3 separate regions of the Homo sapiens genome follow, and regions 2 and 3 are each linked to region 1. Evidence: read pairs that join two places in POLR2A ChIA-PET (ENCODE). Cell type or tissue: GM12878. All regions are shown on one strand.

Evidence for each region. ChIA-PET counts read pairs that join two places held together with the same protein. Peaks named below come from ENCODE experiments on the same cell type or tissue, not always from the same donor. Only the 100,000 strongest peaks of a DNase experiment are listed, where the experiment ranks them.
Region 2: POLR2A ChIA-PET joins it to region 1 with 7 read pairs; 1 of 35 experiments calls an interaction of 5 or more read pairs at or near these places.
Region 3: POLR2A ChIA-PET joins it to region 1 with 6 read pairs; 4 of 35 experiments call an interaction of 5 or more read pairs at or near these places.

Annotation. Positions count from the first base shown.
Region 1 is chr19:10,094,816-10,098,815 of GRCh38, forward strand. ANGPTL6 (angiopoietin like 6) reads right to left here. Exons shown (of 6, transcript NM_031917.3): 2 at 1,167-1,758; 3 at 1-123. The coding sequence starts at 1,748. Among named protein-coding and RNA genes, the nearest start is that of ANGPTL6, 5.9 kb to the right of the region's middle. RefSeq lists silencers at 1,251-1,390, 1,451-1,510. In GM12878, no CTCF peak of the experiment used is centred here; no DNase peak of the experiment used is centred here; H3K4me3 peaks cover 553 bases; H3K27ac peaks cover 498 bases.
Region 2 is chr19:10,660,638-10,664,637 of GRCh38, forward strand. All of the region lies in intron 1 of ILF3 (interleukin enhancer binding factor 3), which reads left to right. Among named protein-coding and RNA genes, the nearest start is that of ILF3, 8.3 kb to the left of the region's middle. In GM12878, no CTCF peak of the experiment used is centred here; no DNase peak of the experiment used is centred here; H3K4me3 peaks cover 1,756 bases; H3K27ac peaks cover 1,035 bases.
Region 3 is chr19:10,321,317-10,325,316 of GRCh38, forward strand. RAVER1 (ribonucleoprotein, PTB binding 1) reads right to left here. Exons shown (of 13, transcript NM_133452.3): 4 at 2,059-2,250; 5 at 1,829-1,958; 6 at 1,329-1,423; 7 at 215-302. Among named protein-coding and RNA genes, the nearest start is that of FDX2-ZGLP1, 7.3 kb to the left of the region's middle. In GM12878, no CTCF peak of the experiment used is centred here; no DNase peak of the experiment used is centred here.

The DNA of each region.
Region 1 (4,000 bases):
CTGCTGTCTCTGGGTCTGGTCTCTCTGGGGCTCTGGGGCTGGGTCCAGCATCCTACTGGTGTCACTGGTGCTACCCACAAGACGGACCGGAACCACAGGCACCAGTGGGGGTGGCGGCAGGACCTGGGGTGACGGAGAAAGTCAGGTGTAATTGCACTAACCCTCAGGCCAGGAGGCCTGGTCTCAGGGGCAGAAATGGTGGATAAATCTCCCAGCTCCCAAATGACCTGGACATCTGGCAGTGGGGGTGTCCCAGCCCTAGGAATGATCCTCCCCAAAAGCTAAACAACTTGGCTTTAAAGTGCAGACAGGCTGGGCGCTATGGCCCGTGCCTGTAATCCCAGCACTTTGGGAGGCCGAGGCGGGCGGATCACCTGAGGTCAGGAGTTCGAGACCAGCCTGACCAACATGGTGAAACCTCCGTCTCTACTAAAAATACAAAAAAAATTAACTGAGTGTGTTGGCTCACGCCTGTAATGCCAGCTACTCGGAAGGTTGAGGTAGGAGGATCGCTTGAACCTGGGAGGTGGAGGTTGCAGTGAGCCAAGATTGCACCACTGCACTCCAGCCTGGGAGACAGAGCGAGACTCCATCTCAAAAATAAAATTAAAAAAATAAAGTGCAGACAGAGCTGGGCTTAAATACCGGCTCTTGGTGCTCATGGTTTAATTGATCTGTGCCCCAGCCTCCTCTGTAGAGTAGGGATAATAACAACACATCCAACAGTATCTAACTTACTGACTCCTCTCACCAACCCTGTAACGTAGGGACTGTCACAGAGCAACATTCTCTTATCCCAAACCCAGACCAGGACACGTTCCAGAATTCAGAATAACACGGCTGGATTTAGACACAGTGACACAGGGAGGGTTATGTATATGCATGTGTGTATAGAATATACATAACACTCCTAAAGGGGTTTTTGGTCTTTACGTGATAATGATATGTTTAATTATAGGATCCTATGACTATTCACATTAAGTGGTTAAGTGAAGGCTATAAATAGCCACCAGTCACTTTTTGACCCAAATAAGTTACCAGAAGGGGCGAGTAGGAATCCGGTTTTCAGGGTTTTGCGGATTTCAGAACTGTGGATAAGAGATCGTGGGGTTGCAAAACCCCCATTTCACAGACGATGCTGCTCTCCGGGGAGGCTGCGAGGTTACCTGCTGCTGCCCGCCCGCGCCTCCCGGGCACAGGCGCTCCAGGCGGGCGATGAGACTGCTCTGCTGGGTGACGAGCTGCGCCAGCTCGCGGAACTTGACGTCCAGCTGGTGGAACCGGGCGGCTGCGCGCTGAGCCTCGGCGGACGCGTTGAGCACGCGCTCCCCGAGCAGCGCCAGCGCCGCGGCAGGCTCCGCCCCCAGATCCGCCCCCGGGCCCGCCCCGGGCCCCGCCTCGTGCTGCAGCTGCGCGCGCAACTGGCCCAGGCGCGCGCTCAGGCCGCGGCTCTCCTTGCGCAGCGCGCGCACCTCGCCGGCCACGGCGCCGTCGGCCGCCGCCAGCCTCTGCAGCTCGCGTAACAGCTCCTCGTGGCGGCCGACGCGCATGCGCAGCGCCGCCAGCTCGCTGGCGTTGGCGGCCTCGGGCGTCGCCCGCGTGGATGCGGGGCCGCTCCAGCACACAGCGCCCGTGAACTTCTGCGGGGGCAGCACGAAGGTGTAGGTGCAGCGCGGGGCGCCCGCCCGCGCCCACGACGCGCCCAGCAGGAGCAGCAGCTGTAGCGCACGCAGCCAGGGCTTCCCCATCGCGGCGGACCTGCAGGCAGAGGAGGAACGGAAGGAAGACGGGGTGCTGGGGCCCAGCGAGACCCCTCCGCTTCCACGCGGGGATGCGCGCGTCTACACCCGCGATGTCCCGGGCCCATAATTTCAGTCCCCATCTCATTCCCCCCACGGCTGGAGGGCCCCAGGGTGATCCCACTCTGGCTTCAACACCGAGCTCTTGGCGCCAGGCCGGATAACGCATCTCAAGCATTCATTCATTCGACAAGCGAGGCCGGGCGCCGTAGCTCACGCCTGCAAGCTCAGCACTTTGGGAGGCCGAGGCGAGAGGATCGCTTGAGACCAGGAGTTCGAGACCAGCCTGGGCAACATGGGGAGACCCCTGTCTCTACAAAAAAAAAAAAAAAAAATTAGACAGACGTGGTGGTGCACACCTCTGGTCCCAGCTATTCGGGAGGCTGAGGCAGGAGGATCACTTGAGCCCAGGAGTTCAAGGCTTCAGTGAGCCATGATCGCTCCCCTGCACTCCAGCCCGGGCAACAAAGTGATAGCCCATCTCAAAAATAAATAAATAAATAAAAACAAGGCTTATGGGGCCGTTCAGGCCGGTAATTCCAGCACTTTGGGAGGCCGAGGTGGGCTGATCACTTGAGCCTAGGAGTTGGAGACCAGCCTAGACAACACAGAGAGACCCTGTCTATACAAAAAATACAAAAATTAGCTGGGCATGGTGGCAAGGGCTTGTCATCCCAAGATCGCCTGAGCCCAGCAGTTCCAGGCTGCAGTGAGCTGCGATCACGCCACTGCACTCAAGCCTGGGCGACAGAGCAAGACTCTGTCTCAAAAGAAAAAAAAAAAAAAGCAGTCACTAGGCACAAATGTGTGCCAGCCCCCTTTCTAGGCACTGGGAATACATTTAGGAACAAAACAGACAAAAATCCCTCCCCTAGTGGGCAAAAAAATAAATATGTACTGTATAGGATGAATAAATAGAGCATATTAGACAATGTTAAATGCTAAAAATAACAGTAGGGCCAGGCGCGGTGGCTCACTCCTGTAATCCCAGCACTTTGGGAGGCTGAGGCAGGTGGATCACGAGGTCAAGAGATCGAGACCATCCTGGCTAACACGGTGAAACCCCATCTCTACTAAAAATACAAAAAGTTAGCTGGGCGTGGTGGCGGGCACTTGTAGTCCCAGCTACTTGGGAGGCTGAGGCAGGAGAATGGCGTGAACCTGGGAGGCAGAGCTTGCGGTGAGCCGAGATTGTGCCACTGCAGCCCAGCCTGGGTGACTGAGCGAGACTCCATCTCAAAAAAATAAAATAAAATAAAATAATAAATATAAAAATAACAGTAGGACTGGTGAGGCGGCTCAGGCCTGTGTTAAGGCGGGAAGACTGCTTGAGGCCAGGAATTCAAGACCAGACTCCAGACTGGGCAACGTATCCAGACCCTGTCTCTACCAAAAAAAAAAAAAAAAAAAGGAACTGCAAGTGCACAGAACCACATCTGGCTAATGTTTAAATTTTCTGTATAGTCAGGGTCTTGCTATGTTGCCTAGGCTGGTCTCCCCTGGCCTCAAGTGATCCACCTCTGCCTCCCAAAATGCTGAGATTACAGGTGTGACCCACCATGCCCTGCTAATTTTTAAACTATTTTGTAAATCTGGGCTCAGTGGCTCACACCTGTAATCCCAGCTCTTTGGGAGGCAGAGGCGGGAGGATCGATTGAGGCCAGGAGTTTGAAGCTGCAGTGAGCTATGATCGCAGCATTGCACTCCAGCCTGGGGACGAGAGCAAACCCTGTCTCTTAAAACAAAACAATAACAAAAAACAGCAAACTAGGTAAAGAATACGCAGGTCTGTGCAGGGGCAGCTTGAGAGGGGGTTGCCTAAAGGGAAGGCCTGGTGGAGGAGCAGATCTAAGTGCAAAAGCTCTGAGACTGGACCCTGCCTGATGTATTAAAGCAACCTGGGAGAGGTTAAAGCAAAAGCGAAGGGAGGCTGGGTGCTGTGGCTCATGTCTGTAATCCCAGCAGTTTGGGAGGCCAAGGTGGGTGGATCACCTGAGGTCAGGAATTCGAGACTAGCATGACCAACATAGTGAAACCCCATCTCTACTGAAAGTGCAAAATTAGCCGGGTGTGGTGGTACAGGCCTGAAATCTCAGCTACTTGGGAGGCTGAGGCAGGAGAATCACTTGAACCTGGGAGGTGGAGGTTGCAGTGAGCCGAGATCGCACCACCGCACTCCAGCCTGGACAACAAAAGCAAAA
Region 2 (4,000 bases), 570 kb after region 1:
CCAACTTTTTTTTATGAGATGGAGTCTCACTCTGTCGCCTAGGCTAGAGTGCAGTGGTGTGCTGTCGGCTCACTGCAGCCTCCGCCTCCTGGGTTCAAGCGATTCTCCCGCCTCAGCTTCCTGAGTAGCTGGGATTACAGGCGCCCGCCCCCACACCCGGCTAATTTTTGCATTTTTAGTGGAGATAGGGTTTTGCCATGTTGGCCAGGCTGATCTTGAACTCCTGACCTCGTGATCTGCCTGCCCTGGCCTCCCAAAGTGCTGGGATTACAGGTGTGAGCCACCATGCCCGGCTGTATTTGCCAACTTTTTATTTTGTCAAGGAAAATATCTTTAAATTAGTGATCATTCACCATTTCCGTTTTTCATAATTAGCAAGATTGTCTTTATCACCAAAACTATAGGAATAAAATAAAGGACAGTCCTTTAAGTTGAAAATATTTACTAAAATCTTTATTTCTGGCTGGGCGCGGTGGTTCACGCCTATAATCCCAGCACTTTGGGAGGCCGAGGCTGGCGGATCACTTGAGGTCAGGAGTTGGAGACCATCCTGGCCAACATGGTGAAATCCCGTCTGTACTAAAAATACAAAAATTAGCCAGGAATGGTGGTCTGTGGCTGTAATCCCAGTTACTCAGTAGAGTGAGGCAGAAGAATTGCTTGAACCCACGAGGCGGAAGTTGCAGTTGAGCTGAGATCACGCCACTGCACTCCAGCCTGGGTGACAGAGCAAGACTCTGTCTCAAAGAGAAAAAAAAAAAAAGCTCTTTGATATAATAATACTGTTGCAGTCTGAACTATGAACCATTGCACTGGACTTCACATTTTTAAATATTTCAGAATGGCATTGATAGCAAGATTTTAGACTGGCATTGCCTCGCTCGGTTGCTTGCTTTTTTTTTTTTTTTGAGACGGAGTTTTGCTCTTGTTGCCCAGGCTGGAGTGCAATGGCGCGATCTCGGCTCACTGCAACCTCCATCTCGCGGGTTCAAGCGATTCTCCTGCCTCAGCCTCCCGAGGAGCTGGGATTACAGGCATGCACCACCACACCGGGCTAATTTTGTATTTTTAGTAGAGATGGAGTTTCTCCAAGTTGGTCAGGCCGGTCTGGAACTCCCAACCTCAGGTGATCCACCCGCCTCAGCCTCCCAAAGTGGTGGGATTACAGGTGGGAGCCACTGTGCCCGGCCGGTTGCTTTCTAAGAATAATTTTCAATGTGCCCTTGATGGCGTGACTCTGTCAAAGTTCAAGGAGTCACCAAGACTCCTAGCTCAAGTGTATCATTTCAGCTCACAGCCCAGGATGGGCCAGCTCCAGAGGTCAGGAAACCAGGAGGTGGGTTGAGTCTCTGAATTTCAGAGCCTAATTTGGTCTCTCTCAAGTGAATATCCACTTCAGGACCATTCCCTAGAGTTGCTGGGAAGGCTGTAAGACTTATGAAATACCCCGAAGACAGGTGGGGCCATACCTGTGAGGGTGTTGCCACTGTACCTGTCCATTCCACAAACATCTGTTCATCCACTCATGCTGAACTAACTTGGGCATGTTTCTTTTCCAACAAGTGCCATGAACCTCATAGTGTAATTAGTGAGAGGTCAGAAAGATGGCCATTGCACCACAAACATAATGTTTTGTGGTTGAAGCTTCTGTAACTGCATGTTGTGGGTGGGCTGGATTCAGGAACAAAAGAAAAATGAATCCCTGTGTGTTAAACCATCCCAAACCACCAAGAAGTCATGTTTAAAATCCCAATACTTCATTTACCACTTGATCCTGCCTTGGGTTTGTTTTCAGAGAAGCTGCATGTTGCTGGTGCCCAGGATTGAATCATAAAAATTGTAAGAATAGGCTTTGCTGGTGCCAGGTTTGAATAAATGTGGTTGCAAGAACAGCATTGTTCATCGTTTCGCAGCTTTCGTTTAAAGTTAGATTAGTAGGGGCAGCGGAGTGTTGCGTGTGGGTGGGTGCTGTAGGCTTATTGCCAGCAGTGTGCCTCACTAAATATCCTCTTGAAAGGGAAGTTTCTGCTCACCCTGAAGACTGCTGGATCAGTTAGTGAGACAAATTCCAAGAAGCTGGCTTGGATGTCAAATTGGTCTTGGGCTCATAGAGAGGAATGGATTTGTTGCCCTGAAAAGGAGCGATAACTCTAGTTTTTAAACATTTGTTTTAGTTCAGATAATTACTGCCCTTATTCATTGTGTCCACCTGAGTCAGAAAGCATTGCTGCTGTTGCCTGGTCTAAGGGAGGAGGACCCAGGCATGTAACGGACTGCATGCTGGCCAGTTGTGGTGGTCAGAGCAAGCTGGAGGCCAGCGAGGCCCTTCAGGGGTCTTTTCAAGGGTCTGCCTTGGGGAGCAGAGGAAGATGAAGTGAGGCAGTCGTTATAGCAAGGGCACACCCACGTTTCTCATTTTGAACAGTGAAGAAAGCAGATGGAAAGCCACATGTAGGGCATTTGCTGAAGACAGGTGTGTTGGGGGCGTGTGTGTGTCCTCTGAGGCATTTTGGGTGGGGCGATATTTTGACCGAATGATACCTTGTTCTTCAGTGCTTCAATGGTTGATGGGGTGGCTTTTTTTCGAGATGGAGTCTCTCTCTGTCATCCAGACTGCAGTGCAGTGGCGCGATCTCGGCTTACTGCAGGCTCCGCCTCTTGGGTTCACGCCATTCTCCTGCCTCAGCCTCCCTGAGTAGCTGGGACTACAGGCACCTGCCACCACGCCTGGCTAATTTTTTTGCATTTTTTTTGAGATGGAGTCTCGCTCTGTCGCCCGGGCTGGAGTGCAGTGGCGCGATCTCGGCTCACTGTAACCTCCGCCTCCCGGGTTCAAGCAATTCTCCTGCCTCAGCCTCCTGAGTAGCTGGGATTACAGACGCCTGCCACCACGCCCAGCTAATTTTTGTATTTTTGGTAGAGGTGGGGTTTCACCATGTGGGTAGGCTGGTCTCGAACCCCTGACCTCGTGATCCACCCGCCTCAGCCTCCCAAAGTGCTGGGATCACAGGCGTGAGCCACTGCTCCCGTCCAATTTTTTTGTATTTTTAGTAGAGAGGGGTTTCAACGTGTTAGCCAGGATGCTATCGATCTCCTGACCTCATGATCCACCAGCCTCAGCCTCCCAAAGTGCTGGGATTACAGGTGTGTGCCACTGTGCCTGATAGTGGGGTGATTTTCTACTTCTAACTCTCTAATGTGTCACATGGCTTTTTTTAATAGATTGTCTGTATCAACTGGGGGTGAACTTTAGTCTTTTAACAATTTTCAGACTATGAAGTTTGGATGTAAACACCTCTAATGTGGGAAGTTAGTTTTTTTTAAAGTATCTGTATGGAGTTATGGATATATATAAATTTAATGTGTTGAATCTGTTTTATTTTAGTAACATCTTTTGAAAATGTTCAAACATAGAAAAAAGGGTGATACAATTTTAGTGAACACTTAGGCCGGGGGCAGTGGCTCACTGCCTGTAATCCCAGCACTTTGGGAGGCCGAGGTGGGCAGATCATTTGAGGTCAGGAGTTTGAGACCAGCCTGGCCAACATGTTGAAACCCCCGTCTCTACTAAAAATACAAAAGTTAGCCTGGCATGGTGGTAGGTGCCTGTAATCCCAGCTATCCGGGAAGCTGAGGCAGGAGAATCACTTGAACCTGGGAGGCGGAGGTTGCAGTGAGCCGAGATCGCGCCACTCCGCTCCAGCCTGGGCAACACAGTGAGAGTCCGTTTCAAAAATAATAATAATAAAAAATTTAAGCTGGGCGCAGTGGCTCAACGCCTTTGTAATTCCAGCACTTTGGGAGGCCGAGGCAGGCAGATCACTTGAGGTCAGGAGTTCGAGACCAGCCTGACAAATGTGATGAAACCCCGTCTCTACTAAAAATACAAAAAAAAATTAGCCAGGTGTGGTGGTGCATGTCTGTAATCCCAGCTACTTGGGAGGCTGAGGCAGGACAGTCTCTTGAACCTGGGAGGCAGAGGTTGCAGTGAACCGAGATC
Region 3 (4,000 bases), 230 kb after region 1:
CCCTCCAGCTCCCACCTGGACCAGGGCCCAGGGGTCAAGAGACAAATCCATGCTGGCCACTGAGCAGAGCTCATCCCTGGGCCCTGAGTGGAGGGCACCCAACTGATGGACAAGGGCGCTGGGACCCAGAGGTTGGGTCACTCACCCGAGGCCACGTAGCAGGGAAGGAAGGGGAAGTGGCTGGGGGACACCGTGTGGGCAGGGTCTGCGTTACCTGCAGGCAGCTCCCCGAGGAGGGGGTTGGCTGGCTGGGCCCCAGGCTGGAGGGCGCCCAGGGGTGAGTCTCCCAGGATGCCGGGCTTCTAGGGACAGAGCACAGACAGTTGCAGATGGGGGCAGGGTGGCCCAGGGAAGCAGACAGGTGTGGCCCAGAGTCTTGGCAGACACACCCCAACTCCAGGGCACGGCCGATCCTGGGCAGACAGGCACAGGGTTCCCCAGTGCCCGCCACACTCCAACTCTATCACTGTCCCATCAGCCATGGTGACCGAGGGTCTCCTGAGCTCCAGGCCCCAGTTCCCTGGCCAATGATTGCAGCACAGTATCAACTGCAGCCACATGGAATGGGACAGCCACACAGTGTTTCAGCCACTTTTAGTCACAGAAGGCCAGACCCACAGGCTCACATATTCTGTCAGTTACCACCAGACAGACACACCTGACTTAGAATCCAGGGAACCACACCAGACAGGACGGAGCATGGGTGTATGTCTATGTGTGTGTGTGTCTGTGTGTGTGTGTGCGTGTATATCTGTGTCTTTGTTTCTGTGTGCATGAGTCTGTCTTGTGTCTATATGTGTGTCTGTGTCTATGTGTGTGTCTTTGTCTTATGTCTTTGTGTGTCTATGTCTCTGTGTGTATATTTGCATCTTTGTATGTGTGAGTCTATATGTATACCTGTGTTTCTAGGTGTGCGTGTGTGTGTGTGCACACACTGAGGGGATAGACCTGGAGTTTTTTCCCAGGCATGTCTATAGAGCTTCCGAGCAGAGTCTATTCACAAACTGGTGCCCAGCAGCGGCGCTCCCAGCCCACACCCAGTTTCAGGCTGTAAATGGGCGTGTCCAGGTCCCCTGACCCCACCCCAGGCACCAAGTCCAGGGGCGCTCTCAGAATGGAGGGAAAGATGGCGAACCATCATGAGCAATTGCCAGAGGGGGATGGGGATGTGGGTGGGAAAGGCAGGGGTTTGGGGGAGTCGCCCTCACCCTGGTTCTGCGCCCCCAGGGCACAGCCAGAGGTCCCCCCACCCCACCGATCGCACCAGCTGTGTTGAAAAGAGCCTGTAGGGGCTGTAGAGCAGTGGGTGAGGGGGATGCGTGTGTTACCTTCTGGCCCTGGGTCTGCAGGGCGAGCTGCAACAGCGCCGTGGACAGGGCTGGCCCATTGAGCAGCGGCATGGCTGGGGGGGCACCCAGGAGGCCTGGAGGGAGACATAGGAGGATGTGTGGGGGTCCCTGTGTCCTCCCTGCCCCACCTCACGAAACACAGCCCTGAACCCATTGATGGGGCAGGAAACTGACACTCTGGGGCCGGGGGGTGGGCAGTGGACTTGCCCAAAGGAAGGGCCTAGAAGGGGCAGAGGCTACTCCAGTGAAGGTCAGCCCCCTCTTGTCAGCACCCCACCTCACTGCAGGCTGCTGTGTGGCCCTGGTCCCGGCCCCCAGTTGTGGACAGCAGCAGCCCCCGCTATGACTCCATACTCCCCCTCGGCCCTACTCCTGGGGCTCCTGTCACTGCAGCCAAGATGAGCAGTTTCGGGAAGTGCCGGGGGCAGCGCTGCAGCCCCTGTTCTGCACAGTGGGGCCCCTGTCCAGCCCCACCTTACCCTGCTTCCCCCCCGCACTGCCATGGAGCAGGGGGTTGAGCAGCAGCTGGAGGGACGCGGATGGGCCCAGGTTGTTGAGCAGCTGCAGGATGTTGGGCTCGGGGAGGAGTCCCTTCCCCCGATTGAGGGCCTGCAGGAAGGAACAGAAGCAGCTCAGAGTGCCGCTGGGGCCCTGACATCCCCATGGGGCTCCCATCCCCACCCCGCCACCTCTGCCCGCACAGGCTCACCGTGGCCTGGGCAGCGATGAGAGCGGCCAGCATACTGCGGCCGGGGGGCCCAGGGGCGCAGAAGGAGACTCGCAGGTGGCTGCCCCCCAGGGACAGGCCGTCCGCCTGCTGCTGTGCCTCCTCCGCCATCTCAGCCGTCTCATACTCCAGCACCGCGAAGCCCTTCAGCTGCCCATCCTGGCCGCACGCCAGCTGCCGGAGGAAGGCAGGCAGTCATGAGCATCTGGGCAGCAGTGACTGCACCACCCCGGGAAGTGACAACCGTAACCAGACTCAGCTGCCCCATAAGGGTGAACTCCACGCCAGGCCTCCACTGCCCTGTGCCTCATTCCTGCATCAGCTCATCTGATTTTCCCAATGACCCTGGGAGGCTGCATCATACCCATTTCTCAGAGAAGGCAACTGAGGCACGGAGAGGTCAGCGCACCCAAGGCCACACAGCTGGAGGGAGGGCGGAGCTGGGAGCCACCTCACCAACAAAGCCAAGGCCACGGGCGGATGCGGTGGCTCACACCTGTAATCCCAGCACTTTGGGAGGCCGAGGCGGGCAGATAACCTGAGGTCGGGAGTTCGAGACCAGCCTGACCAACATGGAGAAACCCCGTCTCTACTAAAAATACAAAATTAGCCAGGCGTGGTGGCACATGCCTGTATTCCCAGCTACTTGGGAGGCTGAGGCAGAGGCAAGAGAGTCACTTGAACCTGTGAGGCAGAGGTTGCGGTGGGCCGAGATCGCGCCACTGCACTCCAGCCTGGGCAACAAGAGCAAAACTCCATCTCAAAAAAAAAAAAAAAAAAGAGATAATCAGCAACGGGTGGGGAAGGAAGGGCTCTCGTTCCAGACAGTGGCCAAGCCAGGTAGCAGTGCTAAGGGAAGTGGTTGGGCTGGGCACCGGCACTTGCTGAATGCCCGGGCAGCAAAGGTGCAGGTAGCAGCCCTTCACCTCTGCCCACGCCCTGTGCCAAGGTCTGGGCACAGATCTCCCATAACCAAACCTGTCGGCTTTTGTTTTGTTTTGTTTTTTTTGAGACAGAGTCTTGCTCTGTCACCCCGGAGTGCAGTGATGTGAACTTAGCTTACCGTAACCTCCACCTCCTGGGTTCAAGTGATTCTCCTGCCTCAGCCTCCTGGTAGCTGGGATTACAGGTGTGCACCACCACGCCCAGCTAATTTTTGTATTTTTAGTAGAAATGAGGTTTCACCATGTCGGCAAGGCTGGTCTTGAACTCCTGACCTCAAGCGATCCGCCTGCCTTGGCCTCCCAAAGTGCTGGATTACAGGCGTGAGCCACTGTGCCCGGCCATAAACACACCCATCTTAGGGATGAACAGAGAGAGACTCAGAGGGGTCACAGAGTGATCAAGGCCACACAATTCCTAAGTCGAGGGACTGATGTGTGAACCTCAAGCTGCTTCACTGTCAAGCCCACCCTCCATTCAGCTGGGTCACCTAACATTAAAGGTGGGCTCCTCGGAGGACATCACTTCAACGCCTGCTACTCATCAGATGCTCAACAAATGTTTGGTGAGACCAGGCCCAGTGGCTCGAATCTATAATCCCAGCTCTTTGGGAGGCAAAGGCAGGAGGATCGTTTGAGCACAGGAGTTTCAGACCAGCCTGGGCAACATAGGGAGACCCCATCTTCACATAATTTTTTTTTTTTTTGAGGGAGTCTCGCTCTGTTGCCCAGGCTGGAGTGCGGTGGCATGATCTTGGCTCACTGCAACCTCCACCTCCCTGGTTCAATCAATTCTCCTGCCTCAGCTTCCCGAGTAGCTGGGATTAAAGGCACCTACCACCACGCCTGGCTAATTTTTTTTCTATTTTTAATAGAGACAGGGTTTTTGTTTTTTGTTTTGTTTTTTTTGAGACGGAGTCTCGCTCTGCCACCCAGACTGGAATGCAGTAGTGGGATCTTGGCTCACCACAACCTCTGTCTCC